2 separate regions of the Mus musculus genome follow, and region 1 is linked to region 2. The links are chromatin contacts, found by Hi-C or POLR2A ChIA-PET in ENCODE. All regions are on one chromosome and are shown on one strand. The core of a region is the stretch at or near the end of the contact, and the rest is flanking DNA. Distances in the headings are between cores, read along the strand shown.

Region 1 (7,181 bases), core at 2,658-5,157, 39 kb after region 2:
AAGTCCTACAAGAAAACTCTCCAGGACCAAAAGATAGGAACTTCCAGTCCCTGAACAATGAATGCAAAAATTATTACAGTGGGGCACATCACCATGGAATTCCAAAACGCCAAGGAATAAAACAGATATTCTGAAAGCCTCTGGAAGCTTCCTGAGGGGGCCTGAATGGGAAGCTTCTGAAAGCCTCTGGAAGCTTCCTGAGGGGGTCTGAATGGGAAGCTTCTGGAAGCTTCCTGAGGGGGTCTGAATGGGGCAGAGTCAGCTTTCTGACAGGAACAGAGGCGGTTCACCTCCGTTCCTGTGAAGCATGGAGAGGTTCAGACTTCCTTTTTAAAGGCATTTGCAGCTTGGTGTCCTACATTCAGTTAGACTAAGTATGAATCGACCTCCCCACGTGCAAGTGCTCAAAAAACCATCTCTCCTCTCTCCTCAGCGTTAGATCAAAGACCTGTAGCTGCCCATTTCCCTCAGGCCCTGCTCCCTGCCTCTCTCTCTGGGACAGATGTGGCCTTGCAGGCTGCCCATCGTCCTTACAGATGTGAGATATGCTCATGGTCCTACTTACTGCCTGCTTTCATGGCTCCTGGTACATAGGTTAGGTCAGGCAAGGTCACATGGTGTGGGACTTACCCTGGTGCCCTGAAACCTTCCAAGACAGAGAAATGCCATTTGTCATAGGAATCTGAAGGGAACAAAGGATCTAGAGGCTCCTAATATCGTCTAGTAGGCCACATGGCTGCTCATAGCCATGATTCTATGTCTCCCTCTCCCTTCAAGACCTCATTGCACTGTCTGCAGTACAATGTTCCATCTTTTCTAAGCCCCTCCCACTCAAGGTCCAACCATGGTTGCGCACGGCAGTGACATACTCTCTCCTAATAAAGTCCTTGAAGTGTAATTTGCTGTCAGCTCCTTCCAGTGAACACGTTTTCTAAGTTATAGCAGTCAGGCAGTGATCAGAAAAGGCACTTCCCTGAAATGGGTTTCTAAACGGAGCTAGAAGAGACGGGGAATCTGCAAGCAAGGGATCCCACACAGGAGCAATGCAGCAAAGGGCTCTGCCACCGGCTCCCAGCCATCTTAGCACCTCTGCAGACGGAAGCTGAAGGGCACAGGAGTGTCCTTGAAGACAAAGAAACTCATCCTGTATCGCATGTCTGCAAATGAATGGCAAAAGGTGAAGGTTCTGTGGATGGCTTACGGCTGGGAACAGGAGGCAAAGAGTGAACAACACAGAAAACAACCAGCAATGATACAAAAGTCCTAAATTGTACCCAGTAGAAATGTTGGCAAAGTCCACTATTTGTCTCATTTACGAAAAATATTTATTTAGCTATTGAATGCACAGACTCATATGCACACTAATACAAACCTTACCTAGACATGTGATATATATATATATATATATATACATATACATATATATATACACACACATATATACATATATAATGTATAATATACATGGAGTTATAATTTCGAAGGAGGGGGAGAGGAAGCTTGCTGGAGAAGTGGAAGAGCTGAGCACAATTCCCTGCGTTCCATGCTTGAGAAACGAAGGATCAACCACGGGGATACTTTTAGAAACAGATTCACCCCAGAAGAAACAGCTGAAATACTTGAAAGCTTTGGGAAGCAGAAACAAGATAGAAAGGAGAGAGTTGTGAGGACCAACCCTTCTCATCACACTCACTTAGTAACCTCTCATATAAACGTGGTGCCTGGATAATGATACAGGCTGAATACCAAAAGACCCAAGTAGTTAGTTAGCCTTGAACCCCTACATGGGATGACGGTGACAGGATGCATCTCATTGCCTCAAGCTTCCGCTGCCCTCCTGTGAGCTTTTCCCACACGGGAGATCGGGTACCTTGATCTCTCTGAATCTGTGCCCAAGAGTCCCAGAGTGTTGGTTTGTGGCGGTGGTGCAGGTATGGCACATTGCATGAAGCTCTGTGGTTCAGGCAGTTTTGGAACAGCGGGGATAGCTGCAAAGAGGGTGTGACTCCTAAGATGTGTTAACCTACTAGGTTACTGCAGTTTCTGGGACGCACAGGGCGGCTGGGAGCTTTCCAGAGACTGCCTGACTTTTATTTGCATTGGGGTTCTGTGAACCTCCCTCCTTGGATTCTAACCCTTCAGTTAGTAAAGTGTGCAGGGCTCAAGGTGATGGGGAGACCCAGGTGAAGAGAAAGGATAACTTCTGCAGAGAGTTTCCCAGGCTACTGTCATGGCTGCACTGTAGAAAAGAAAGAGCATCATTAGAGTCTAGTCTAATGAGGTGACATTAGCTAAGCCAAGAAAAAGTCACTGCATGTAAAATACAATTATCTGGAGAAGAACGTGTAAGTACCCTTGGATACAGAACACAAAAACCAATTTTGATGAAATGAGAATAAAATTCTAGGAAAGGCAGACTGGGGAGTTAGAGGCTGCGCTTATGCTAGAAAGAAAAATAGGTCCGTTCTGTAACACAGGGTTCCCTTAGTTTCTGTAGAAGGATGGCTCATAAATTCTGGAATAGATAAGGCAACATCCCGAGGTGTTCTGTGCTTGTTAAAGGAGAGTGTGTGTGTGTGTGTGTGTGTGTGTGTGTGTGTGTGTGTGTGTGTAGGCCAGAAAGCAACCTTGGATGTTCTTCACACACTGCCTACCTGATTTCTTGAGACTGGGTCTCTCACTGGCCTGGAGCTCATAAAGTAGGCTAGGCTGGCTCATCATTGAGTCCCAGGATAGCTCCTCTTTCCCAGCACAGGTCACCCCGGCTGGCTTTTTATGTGAATAGTGAGGACCAAATAGGTCACCATGCCTGAGCACCTTACTGACTGAACTACCACCCTGGCCCATGAAAATTCTTTTAAAGATGAATTACTTTTCTTAAGTCGGGTAGATATGGCCTGAGGCACGAAAATAGCCAACTTTTTAATTTGTTTTTGGACAGATTGTTATGTGCTGGCCCTTGTTTTAAAGTCCTCACGAAATCTAGATTTTTAAAGCTTTTTCGTTAGATTTTTTTTTAATCCTCAGAACAATTCTATAAGATATATAACGTATGTTTGAGAGGTCAAACTCCATTTCACAAAACAGAAAAGTAAGACATGGAGAAATGACATGTTTGGACTGTAGAGATGGCTCAGCAGTTAGGAGTGTTTCTTTTGGAGAATTCCCAGTTTGGGTTCCCAGCACCCACACTGGGCGGCTCACAATCATTGTATATCTACTTCCAGGGGAATCTAGTGCCCTCTTCTGGTTTCTGTGGGCACCTGCACATATGTGATGCATATAAATACATTCAGGCAGACATAATCATAAAACCAAAAAAAATCTTAAAAATAGGAATTAAGTTGTCAGCTGAAGATTATAAATAGCAAGCAATATCAGGTTGGGACTCAAATCTAAGGCTTCAGAATTCCAAGCACTTAGCATATCTATGTCTATAGAATTAAAAATTTAAAAATACACATCAACATGCAGAAGTCTAGGCAGGAAAAAAAGATCCTTCATCGTTGGGGTGGTTTTTTTTTGGGGGGGGGGACCTACTACTATATTGTATTTAGTTTTTGCTTTCTGTAGATTCCAGGTCAGGCTTCCCGAATTAACTGGGAAAAGTTAAAAGTTTTAGTTCAGTGCTGAAGTTTTCTCTGAAGATTCATTTCAGAAATCAGACCCGGGTTCCTCCCTTGTCTGCAAAATTTATCTTAGACCTCAGGAGGGAAAGGCAGCTTGAGCTGTAACACAGCCACAAAGAAGATGGCAGTGAACGGCAATAAATAACACTACTGACGTGTGGGCCCAGTGCATCAGGAAAAAAAAAAAAAGAAAAAGAAAAACCACTCCTGGCTTTGAATGGCAGAAACACCACATCTGTGCGTATTCACCCTGGATCTAATGCAAGTCTTTTAAGATCCCGGGCTCTGAGACAGAGAACCGTGAGTCAGTGGGGAGGGGAGAGAGCAGAGATAAAAATAGAGATGTTGATTACATTGTTTCTAATTCAGCCCAGCCCAACCGCTCCAGCCTGTGAGTCAACAGCAGCGGTTCAAAGACACAAAAAGGAGCGGGATGCTCTGTGCCACTGAGCAGAAGGGACGCGGTCACATCAGCACCTCTCCGACTAAACAGACCCATGACACTCAGGCTGTGTGGTGTGAGTTCAAAAATGAACAAGTCGGAAGTAGCGAGGGACAAAGTGGACGCAGATCGATGGACAGCAGAGCTCTGACCCTCTAGCGGAAAAAGCTGCCTTTTGTAAGAATCCTGGGCTGTGGGGGATGGGCGACAGAGCTTGTGCTTAGAGGCCAACTTCCACTCTTCAAACACTGTATTGTTTTCTCTGGGGCATAAGGCTTACTGCCATTCCAGACTGGTCTCCATGGCAGCAGGAGAGGAGGGAGAGGAGAGGAGGAACAGATGGGGGTCACAGAGGTCTTAATTCTCATGCAGGGGTCCTCCCTGCCAGCCCCTTTCTCCTTGAGGACCTGTGACATGTTGCACCTTCTCGGGGCCCAGGAAGCGGATGGTTTTGGTTCAGTTCAACTGGCTAGATCTTGGGAGCCTACTTTGTGCTGGTCTTTTGCCTCTTCTAATTGGCAGTAGTGTCTGTTGAAAATGGCCCGCCTCTGCTTGGTTTGGAAAGCTGAAAATGAGGAAAAGGCCAAGTTTCTGTTCCCCTAAGCTTTACCTTTTCCCAGACCGGGGCTATAAGCAGCCACAATGACAGGGGGACGCTCAACTGCTTTGTCGCCCCAGACGCTAACGCTCTACCCTTGGAAGGGCTGAGGTGGTCCCTCTGTAGCCTTAGAGTTCCTGGGCGGGTCTCCCTCTTTCTAGTTCCTTGCAAGTGTATGATATTGCAGGATCCCTCTAGGGCAGACCCCAGCCATGACGTTCCTCTGACAGTCTATTCTCTCAGGGCCTATGGGCATCAATGTCACTCTGATTTTAAAAGTCAGGAACCTAGGCTCCAACCAATACATCCCTCTCCTTCAAGGTCCATTTTCCAATATCAGCAAGGCCCTTACTGTAGGCCTCCAGGGCGCGGTGTCTATTGTACTGAATTCCATTCACTTACTCCTGTCTTTCTTTCTTCTCACCCCGTTCTCTCAGCCTTCAAATTATAGGGCTAAAGTTCTTTCCAAATAATTCTCTCCGTGCCCACTCCCCTCCACCAGCTGTGTGGTCAGATGGAGGTTTCCAAAAATGCAACTACAACTGCACTAGAACAGCCTGCCTGTCAGTCTTCAGCGGCCTCTCTTCACTGTTAGCACAGCGGGTAGAATCCTGGAAATGACGTGACCCCAGACTATTTCCCAGCTTCACCCCACCTCACTTTTCCCTGCCCATGAGCTGTGTCCCTCTAAGCCCTAGGACGTCACGACACGCTTTTTCCTAGTCACCACGTTCTGTCTTAGCCCATCCCGACACCACTTTTGAGGCTTGAGTACTGGTCCCCAAACTTCAGAGTCCATCCCAATCTCCTAGCTGTCTCACTATCTTACTGCACAACATTGTGCAACACTATCTTATCGCATAATAGTGGAAGGTTGCTTTGTTGTATAATGTACACTTCTGCCACTCATGGCAACAAGGCTGGAATGGAGGAAATAAGTCCGGAATAGAACAGCATCGTGTTCACACATACCCGGAAGCTAAAGGGTTGCTCTCACAGAAACAGAGAGTAGGATAATGGTTACTTGAGCCCGGGATCAGGAGCAGGAGGGATGGGAGAGGATGCTCATGGCTCGAGGAGGGCCCTTCAGGAGGAAGTAACTTTAAACATTCTTTAGCACTGTGGTACAACAGCAACTGACAGCCGTTCCATAAAATTTCAAAATGGCTGACACAAAGGACTCTGGCTCTTCCCCAGAGAAGGAGGTGACCTTTGTCTGAAGTGACAAATATGACAGTCACCCTGAATGGATCATTATATATTATATGCATGTGTTGAAATGTCACACTGTATCCTGTATGTATGTGCAGCTACTATGTGTTAATAATAAAAAGTAAAAGCATTAAAAAGCAACATACACAAACAGAAATAGTGGCACATGCCTGTAATCACAGCATTTGGACGGCCAAAGCAGGGGGATTGCCCTGTGTTTAAGGCCAGCCCGGAATACAGAGTGAGGGTCCATCTTGAAACCCCAAGACGATAAAGTACAGAAAGAGGGACTGGAGACATGGCTTGATGGATAAAGCACTTTCCACACAAACCTGGGACCCCTAGCACCCACCAAAAAGCCATGGGGTGTGACAGCCTGTAATGACAGAGCCCCACAAGAGGAAACAAGCAATCCCTGGGGTAAGCGAACTTGCTAAACCAGCTCAGCCAGCAAGCTCTGGGTTCAGCATCCATCTCTGCCTCAGTCAATAAGGTGGAGATTGATGGATGAAGACACCTGAGGTCAACTTCTGGACTCTACATGCACCGTGTGTGTGTGTGTGTGTGTGTGTGTGTGTGTGTGTGTGTGAGCACACCCAGAACATACATACTCTTCAACCACAAGTACACAAGCACACACACGCACACACACACACACACACACACAAAGGAAATAAAAAAAGATTTCTCAGACTTAAAGGAACAAAGCTGGCCAGCCACCACTGTGGAGTCTCTGGTTTCGTGGGTCTGAGGGAACCAGTCACTTGTGATTCCTGCAGGTCCCTGTGTGATGCTCCAGCTGCTGGGCCTGAAGCAGCACTTCCAGGACTGTCACCACTGGTCTTCGGGTCTCAGAGAAGCCTTTCTAGACAGAGCCCCATCTCCGTCCACTGTTTATTCAAACTCACAGCTGTGTTGTGTGTCTTTTCTTCCCAGCACCGACTTTTTGGGGACGATCACTAAGTGTCTGCATGCTTGGTTCACTGCTGTCTGTTTCTGTGGTTACTGATATAGCCATGAAGTTAGGGGCAATCTCCATTTTCTGTCTCCAGCATTTCCTAAGTATCTGGCACACAGCGTATGATCATAAATACACATCAAGAGTAACCTCGGTGATGACGTTTTCTGTAGTCACTGAGGCTGTACCATCACTGCCTCCAGTTACACTAGAAAAAAGCCAAGCTCACCAGAATTGATTTATTTTATAGGTTCTTAGGAATAGGAAAATGATCAAATACCATTGAATATCAATAAGAGCTGGAGAAATCACTGCAAAATATTCTTTTACCCATCACGAAGC
Region 2 (7,300 bases), core at 1,044-3,543:
AAATGGTGAATTAAGGTCAGATCACTGTTTTTAACCCTCAAACCTACAGGGCTGTCATTTGGATGAATGTCCTCTAATGGTCTGTGTGTTTTGGGGGATTGATCCACAAGGTGATGGAGACTTTAGTACTTGAGGGATACTGGGAGACCCTGAGGTTATTGGGGATTTGGGAACTTAACAGGCTCATTAAGTATGTAGTTGATTCTGCCTTGTGCACTCACTGTGGTGATATGCTGTCCTTCCTGGAGCCACCCACAGTGGGAATGCAAGGCTCAGGATATAGCCTAGTGGCAGACTGTTTGTCTCCCATGTGCAAGGCCCTGGGTTTGAGTCCAAAGACCGCATAGAATGAGGAAGGAAAAAAGGGGGGACAGAAATAATGAAGGAAGGGGAAGAAAGGAAAGCTAAACAGAAAGAAGGCCAGCTAGTCAGTTACCAGATCTTGGCTTAGACAGAAATCTCTAGAACTGTGAGGAAAAGCAAACCTTTTCTCTTTATAAGTTGAATGCATCAGGTATTTTGTCATAGTAATGCGAAGCTGACTAACACAATTAGTCAACTCAGTTTCAAAAGACATTTTCTGGAATAATCCCACGAATTTTTTTTTCTTTTTAACCAACTAGACATAATGACAACTTCAGTTCATGAGGACAAAGAAATAGATGCATTAGGTCTTAATTGTCTGTTGGATAGGCTTCTTTAGAGGGTTCTGCCAAATGAACAGGGCTCTTAGACCAACATACACCCACTAAACGTAGGTGGCCTTCCTGCTAGCTTGTTTGGCTGGCCTGTAATGAAAGGTCAAGCTGGCCAGGGAGCAGCTGTAGGGGGGCTGGCAAGAGTCAGTGTGCCTGGAACCCATGGAGAAACTGTATCCAGCTTCTCTGCAGGCAGATTGCTCTGCTGCAGAGCCTGTGGCTTTTGGCACCTGGGTTCCATTTGTCCCCCCCTCCTTCTTTCGGAAGAGGATTTGACGCCACCAAGGAAGGACCTTATAATGTTATTTACTGCTATTTCCTACGCCCCAAATTTGGCTTTAGGCTGCCTATTTTCAGTATTTGGGAACCTCAAGACGGGAGCAAGGCATGAAACCTGCAGCGAATATGAAGCCTTCCCCAGGGCTTGGCATTTAGCTGCAGCTCCAGCAGGCATTTAGAATTAAAAAAAAAAAAAAAAAAAAAAAAGGTTCATGCAGGCTTTCCAAGTACAGGGCCTTAAAGGCAACATGGCTCCGAAATCCCCTTTGTGCTGTGGAGCTGTGGGAAGGGACAATGAGTGACACGCTGCCCGGTGTCCCCATGTAAATGCTACCTCGAGGATACAGTTTTTACCAGGCAGATGGCTCATTTCTGGTCTGTAGCCTCATTTTTCCAGTGTTCCTCATGTACTTGTGAAGTTCTGCCCCTGGAGTCAGGTCCTAATTGGTGTCAAACGCTCAGAGACAAAAGTGAGGTTTGCGCATCATTCATGCGAAGGCTGTAACTGCAGTGACGGGCGGGCCCTGGCTCCAGCCACGCCTGTGGCCAGCAGGACCTGCTGTTGCAGACCTGCTCAAAACTACTGAATGCCAGGCTAAATACCTCTCTGTCATCACTGCCCATCTCCCGACTCTAGCATGTCTTTATGCTGGGGTCCTCTTTAGGTTATCTGTATGTTGACCTTAGTCTGGCTCTAGCAAATCTGGGTAGGGTTGAGGGGGACCCCCATTCATCTCACTACAGATTTGGGGGCCACCCAGCAGACAGGTAATCCTAATAGCCAGGACTCTGCAGTCAGCGAACGGCCGTCTGATTGGATGCACATTCATCTTCAAATTATGTTGTGTGACAGCCTGGGCTGCTGAACACCATTTTAACATGCAGATTGACTCCTCTGAGGCTGTTCATTATGCATTTAGCGGCCTGTTTTCAGACTAACCAGCATGTCAGAGAGGCCCTATCCTTTTTCCACCTGGGTGGAAGAAATCGCTTGCTGACTGTGGGGGAGCATGGATATTAAAATGCATGTTTATTTTTCCGAGTATCCACATATAACAACGTCCCCACCCCACCCCCGCCGCCGCCAGTGCAGGAGGAGAGAAGAAAAGGGGCAGACAGCTTTGACTCTGAAGCAAAGAAAATGGCTATGCCAAACAAGCCAGTCTCTGTGGAAGACAGGAGCTGACAAGGCCAGGCCAGCCTGATGCCTCCCGGCTGCCCTGGCTGCCCGCAAGCCAGCCTGGGTGCGTCCACACAAGCGCTCTTCTGAGACATGCACAGACCCTCTCTTCTCTTGTACACACAGCCCCAAGTATTTTAAGCAGCACACTTCCAATTTCCTGTTTCTAAAATTGTCTCGCATCTCCAATGGCATTCCATGCAATCCTGGCAAGTCACAGGCTCAGGGGCTGAGCCAATTCCACTCCAAGGACAGTGAGAGTCCTGTGTCTGCTGAGGAACAACCAAGTAGGGCCCTGGGTCACTCACCCCTCATCTCTTCCTGGTGTGACTTAACCTCAGTCTGCTGGGACTTTGTCTCCATGACCTCTCTGTGACCTCTAGCTGCTATTGGGCAAACACCCAATAACATCTCTCTCTCTCTCTTTCTCTCCCTCTCCCTCTGTTGTGCCTATGACCCCTAGCTGCTACTATGTGAGCACTGCCATTTCCTCTGTGTGTGTGAGGGTGGGATATGAATATGTGTGTCTGTGCATGTATGTGTGTCTGTGTGTCTATGTCCTTCAGCTGCTATTGGGTGAATACTGCCATTTCCTCTGTTTGTGTGTGTGTTTGGGGGGCGAGCTATGGGTATGTCTTGTACCTGGTGTGTGTGTGTGTGTGAGATCTCCAGTTGCTACTGGGTGAGCATGTCCATTTCCTGTGTGTGTGTTGGGGGAAGGGGTATATGTGTTGTGTATGTGTGTGTATATATGGTGAATGTGATATATACATGTATGTGTGATGTGTATGCGTTCGGTGTGGTGTGTGTATGTGTGTGTTGTATGCTTGCTGTGGTATGGTGAGGATGCTGTGTGTGTGATATGTGCATGTCCTTTCTTGATGCACTTGCAGTAGTTTTAAGATTTCATTCCTGTCCCACATAGTGCCTAACGGTGGCATTTTTTTCCCCCATGTGTTTGAAAGACTCCTTACTTTCTAGGCAAGAGCTTCACTATTGCTGGGCATAGTGGCGAACGCCTTTAGTCCCAGCACTTGGGAGGCAGAGGCAGGTGGATTTCTGAGTTCTAGGTCAGCCTGGTCTACAGAGTGAGTTCCAGGACAGCCAGGGCTATACAAAGAAATCCTGTCTCGAAAAACAACAACAACAACCACCCTCCACTATTGACCTATATCTGTGACCTGTGACCTATATCTGCGGCCCTCGCCTCCTGAGAGGACCCCAGTTCCTTCAGTCTCTGTGGTGGGCTACGCTTGCTGTGCACACAGCACTCCCCTCTGTCATCGGATGTGGGAGGCTCTCCACCGCCTTCCTCTGCTGCCTTGAAAGAATGGTTCTTCAGGGGCTGAGGAGCTTGGCTTGAGAACGCAAGCTCAGAGGCCAGGGCTGAGAGCAGCCACCCTGCCACATGTCCCCAGAGGGCAGGCATGTGTGCTTAAGAGCTTCTGGGTCTTTTGGGGTGGTGTTAAATGCTGCTCTCAAAGATGTGGCTGGGGCTTTGCTATTTACATGAAAATATTACATAGTATGTCCAGAGGGCTCCAGGCACAAAATAAAGCAGAAGGCAGAGCTGCGTTCTGGATTCTGCCGGCATGGCCGTCAGTGGGCATGAAAGGGCTCTGTTGCTTACTCAGGGACTGTGGTACTCCTGAGGAGAGAACCTGAGCGTGGAAACTGTGCCCTTTTGTTTTCACATGGAGTGTGGCGATCCCCACTGGCAGGAACAGGTTGCATGCGGTTGCGAGGCTGTAGCTGGCTGGAGTCACACTGCGGAGTATTATCTGAAAAGGTCTCAACCAGGGAGAACAATATGGCTACCCGGTGCCAGAGGCAACGCTTAGCGATCTGCCCCTTCATTCACACATCTCAACAGCCCTTTATTTGTTTATTTCTGTAACTAGAAACACGGGAGTTCTTAATTTTAAAGTGCTACTGAAGGATTTGTCCTCGAAATACTGTTTAAGGGAAAAATCCTTGAAGGGGCACAAAAGAGACTAATGGTATTAATCAGGTTACCTCTGAACAAGACTGTTGGGTGGTGATAAGCTGCCATCCTGATCCAGTATGGCTGGTGTTCATATCAGAAGAGGGGAATTTGGAAGTAGAAGGACAAGGGACACTATGCTAGGACACAAGGCAAAGGCAGTCATCTCTACACCCAAGGAGCCTCAGAAGAAATGGAGCCTGTCAACATAGCGATCTCAGGTTTGCCATCTCCCCAACTCTGAGGAAATGAAATCCCTGCCTGCTGTTTGAGCCACCTTTACTTTAGTACTTGGTTAACTGCGCAGAAGCAGGGAAACAGAAAGGGTGTGGATGAGGGAGGGAGTCTCAGCACTTCAGGGATTTCCTGCATCACTTTCTCTAGGACCTCTTCGAGAAGGTGGCGCAGAAACTGCAAGCCAGATGCTAATTTCCCAGGGATCAGGGGGGAAATTGGGTTGTTTTGTTTTGGAAAAAAATCTCCACAGAAGTGGATTTGCTCTTTAGCTTCCTGTGCGTAAGCGAGAGCTGACATTTTGAACTGAGAAAATGCCATGAAGGACCTATCTGGCCCTTCAAATAAATATCTAGATTTTTCTTTTTTTTTTTTTTTTAAAGATTTATTTATTTATTATATGTAAGTACACTGTAGTTGTCTTCAGATACACCAGAAGAGGGCATCAGATCTCATTACGGGTGGTTGTGAGCCACCATGTGGTTGCTGGGATTTGAACTTCGGACCTTCGGAAGAGCAGTCGGGTGCTCTTACCCACTGAGCCATCTCACCAGCCCCTAGATTTTTCTTTGAACCAATCAATCGGTTCTCTGAGGTGGCAGCCATAACAGGCATATCTGTCGATAGCACAGAGCGGTCAGGGCTGGCTATGCTTGCAGCAGGCAGTGTGGCCGAGTGGGTCCTCGGATGTACAGCATAATAGTATAAGATTGTGTGTTTCAGGGGTGAGGTGAGGGCCAGGTGATCTCCCAGTTTCCAGTAGAAGACAGAGTTATGTATTGTTAAGACCCCTGCTCACTTCAACCTGGGACGTCCATGATAAGGCAGGACACAAACCGTGTCTGAGTGTCCATCTCTAACACCTAGGATATACTGAACCACGAGAGTACAGTTGGAAGCAAAAATGCGTAGGCGTATCCACCCATCCCCTGGGGCGGAAGCAGAGGATTGCTGTGAGTTTAAAACTAATCTGGGCTACAGAGCAAACATCAACCCAGCCTGAACTACAGTGTAATAAATACCCTGTCTCAAAAAACCACCAAAGAAAAACCTCCAAAAGTCCCCCTGAGAACTAACAAAACCCCAAAAGAAACACATACCCTCGTCCTTGGGTCTGACCACCGAGCCTGTTGGTTATGGTCTCTGACCAGCAGGAAGCAGCCTTGGGCTACACCACCATCCAAAGCTTTGCAGGACCCAGCATCCCACAGAGAACACCTTTATCCATCACCTGATCACTCTAGCCTGAGAGGAGGCGAATGTTTATGCAATCCCGTGTCCCTAGCAGATACATATTCCTAGCCCAAGCAGGGACATCTCCAGCAGAGACATCCTGGGAAAGAGTCCATCTGGGTCTTACTGAAGCATTCAGTATGTGCCATCTTTTCCCACCGCAGGACAGTGGAACCAAGCAGGAAATAGCCTTCCAAATCTTGCTCCTGTCCTCTGGATGACACTTCCGTTTCCTTCCTCCAAGTCAGTAAACTTCTACAAGCCCCGAGCCTAACTTCTTTTCTAAATGATTTTCAAGTCCCTTTCCTGGGATTTAATATCTCTCTGGATAACCTAGACTGGACACAAAATAGCACTAATGTTTTATCCGTTACCTTAAGTTTTCGATATTAGTTTTTCTTTTAAGCCCCCGGTATCCTATTGGCTTTTTAAATTGCTGCTGCATATTAGACAGGTGTCCCCCAAGTTATCGACCACGACTCTTAACTTACTTTATTATGAGTTCAGTGCTGATCAGAGATTGAGAAGTTTACATGATTTCTCCCAAAGTGCACTGTTTTACGCTTAACCAAATTAGATTTCATCTGCCTTCCTGCTCCTCAATCCTCCTGGTTTGCTTAGCTTTGCCTTAAGTGTCTCATCGTAATCCTCAATTTTTTTATTAACTGTGCCTATTCCTGCTCAACTCTCCACTTGAGTGCTTTGGCCTGAAACTCTCCTCACCCCGTGGGACTTTGGACTTTCAGAGGGCTATAATGAAACCGGTGGAAACTGGTGATATGTAAAAGATCCCCCAAATTTGTGAGGAGACTCCCGAGGACAAGCCCTGGAGTCACGTTTGGAAGCTTTCTCCATGTTTTTGGATGTCATGAGGCAACCTTGGGGAGGAATCGAAGTTGGCTGCTGAGCCGCCCTGGCCTCTGGCTTCGTTGGTGACCAGGAGAGGCAGCAGTGTAGACAAGTGGAGGCCCTGAAGGCCATTCATTCACTGTGCCCTCGTCTTCCTGGGATATCAGGTGTGGATTTATATGTGTCTGTGTTCCTGTGTGCGTGCAAGTGCAGGAGGCTTATACCGCAGCTTGCATGTGGAAGGCAGAAGACAGCCTCTGGTGTAGAAGATCTTCACCTTCTAACTACAAGACAGACTCCTTGTTGTTCCTGCTGTGTTCGCCAGCCTGGCTGTCTGACAAGGCTCTCAGGATCCCCCTGGCCCTTCCTCCTATCACCCTGTGTTGGCACTGGGATTGTAGATGCGTGGTTCCCCGGGCTTTGGGGATTTGAACTCACATGCTTGAATGCCAAATGCTTTGATCGATGAGTGATCTTTCCAGACTAAAGGCTTCTCTCTCTCTCTCTCTCTTTCTCTCTCTCTCTGGTTTTTTGAGAAAGGGTTTCCCTGTGCAGCCCTGGCTGTCCTGGAACTCACTTTGTAGACCAGATTGGCCTCGAACTCAGAAATCCGCCTGCCTTTGCCTCCCGAGTGCTGGGATTAAAGGCGTGCACCACCACTCCCGGCGAAGGCTTTTCTCTTAATAATTAAAAGATAATAGTAATTGCTACATTTATATATAATTGAAGTACACATAATATATTTATGTAAATATATATCTTATAGACAAATATTTATATGCTATATACAATATATACAAATATAAGAATAAATAATTCAGTTGAACAGACGAGAGCTCAGCT

Evidence for each region. A loop is a pair of places that touch in the nucleus more often than their neighbours do. ChIA-PET counts read pairs that join two places held with the same protein, here RNA polymerase II (POLR2A).
Region 1: a loop to region 2 is called in a map of heart, with 1.8 times the contacts of the local background. The contact joins two enhancer-like sites. A Hi-C loop is called at or near these places in 2 of 37 maps with a recorded cell type or tissue (heart and v-Abl transformed pro-B cells). POLR2A ChIA-PET finds 5 or more read pairs at or near these places in 1 of 5 experiments (Patski).

What each region holds. Positions count from the first base shown.
Region 1 is chr3:51,784,909-51,792,089 of GRCm38, forward strand. The region is part of intron 2 of Maml3 (mastermind like transcriptional coactivator 3); the gene reads right to left. Among named protein-coding and RNA genes, the nearest start is that of Gm46803, 81 kb to the left of the region's middle. RefSeq lists an enhancer at 2,944-6,961. Within about 2 kb of position 3,908, at least 1 of the 3 ENCODE cell types and tissues checked has a DNase peak (open chromatin) inside an H3K27ac peak, as active enhancers do; it is heart, where a contact is called at or near this core.
Region 2 is chr3:51,747,763-51,755,062 of GRCm38, forward strand. The region is part of intron 2 of Maml3 (mastermind like transcriptional coactivator 3); the gene reads right to left. Among named protein-coding and RNA genes, the nearest start is that of Gm46803, 44 kb to the left of the region's middle. Within about 2 kb of position 2,294, at least 1 of the 3 ENCODE cell types and tissues checked has a DNase peak (open chromatin) inside an H3K27ac peak, as active enhancers do; it is heart, where a contact is called at or near this core.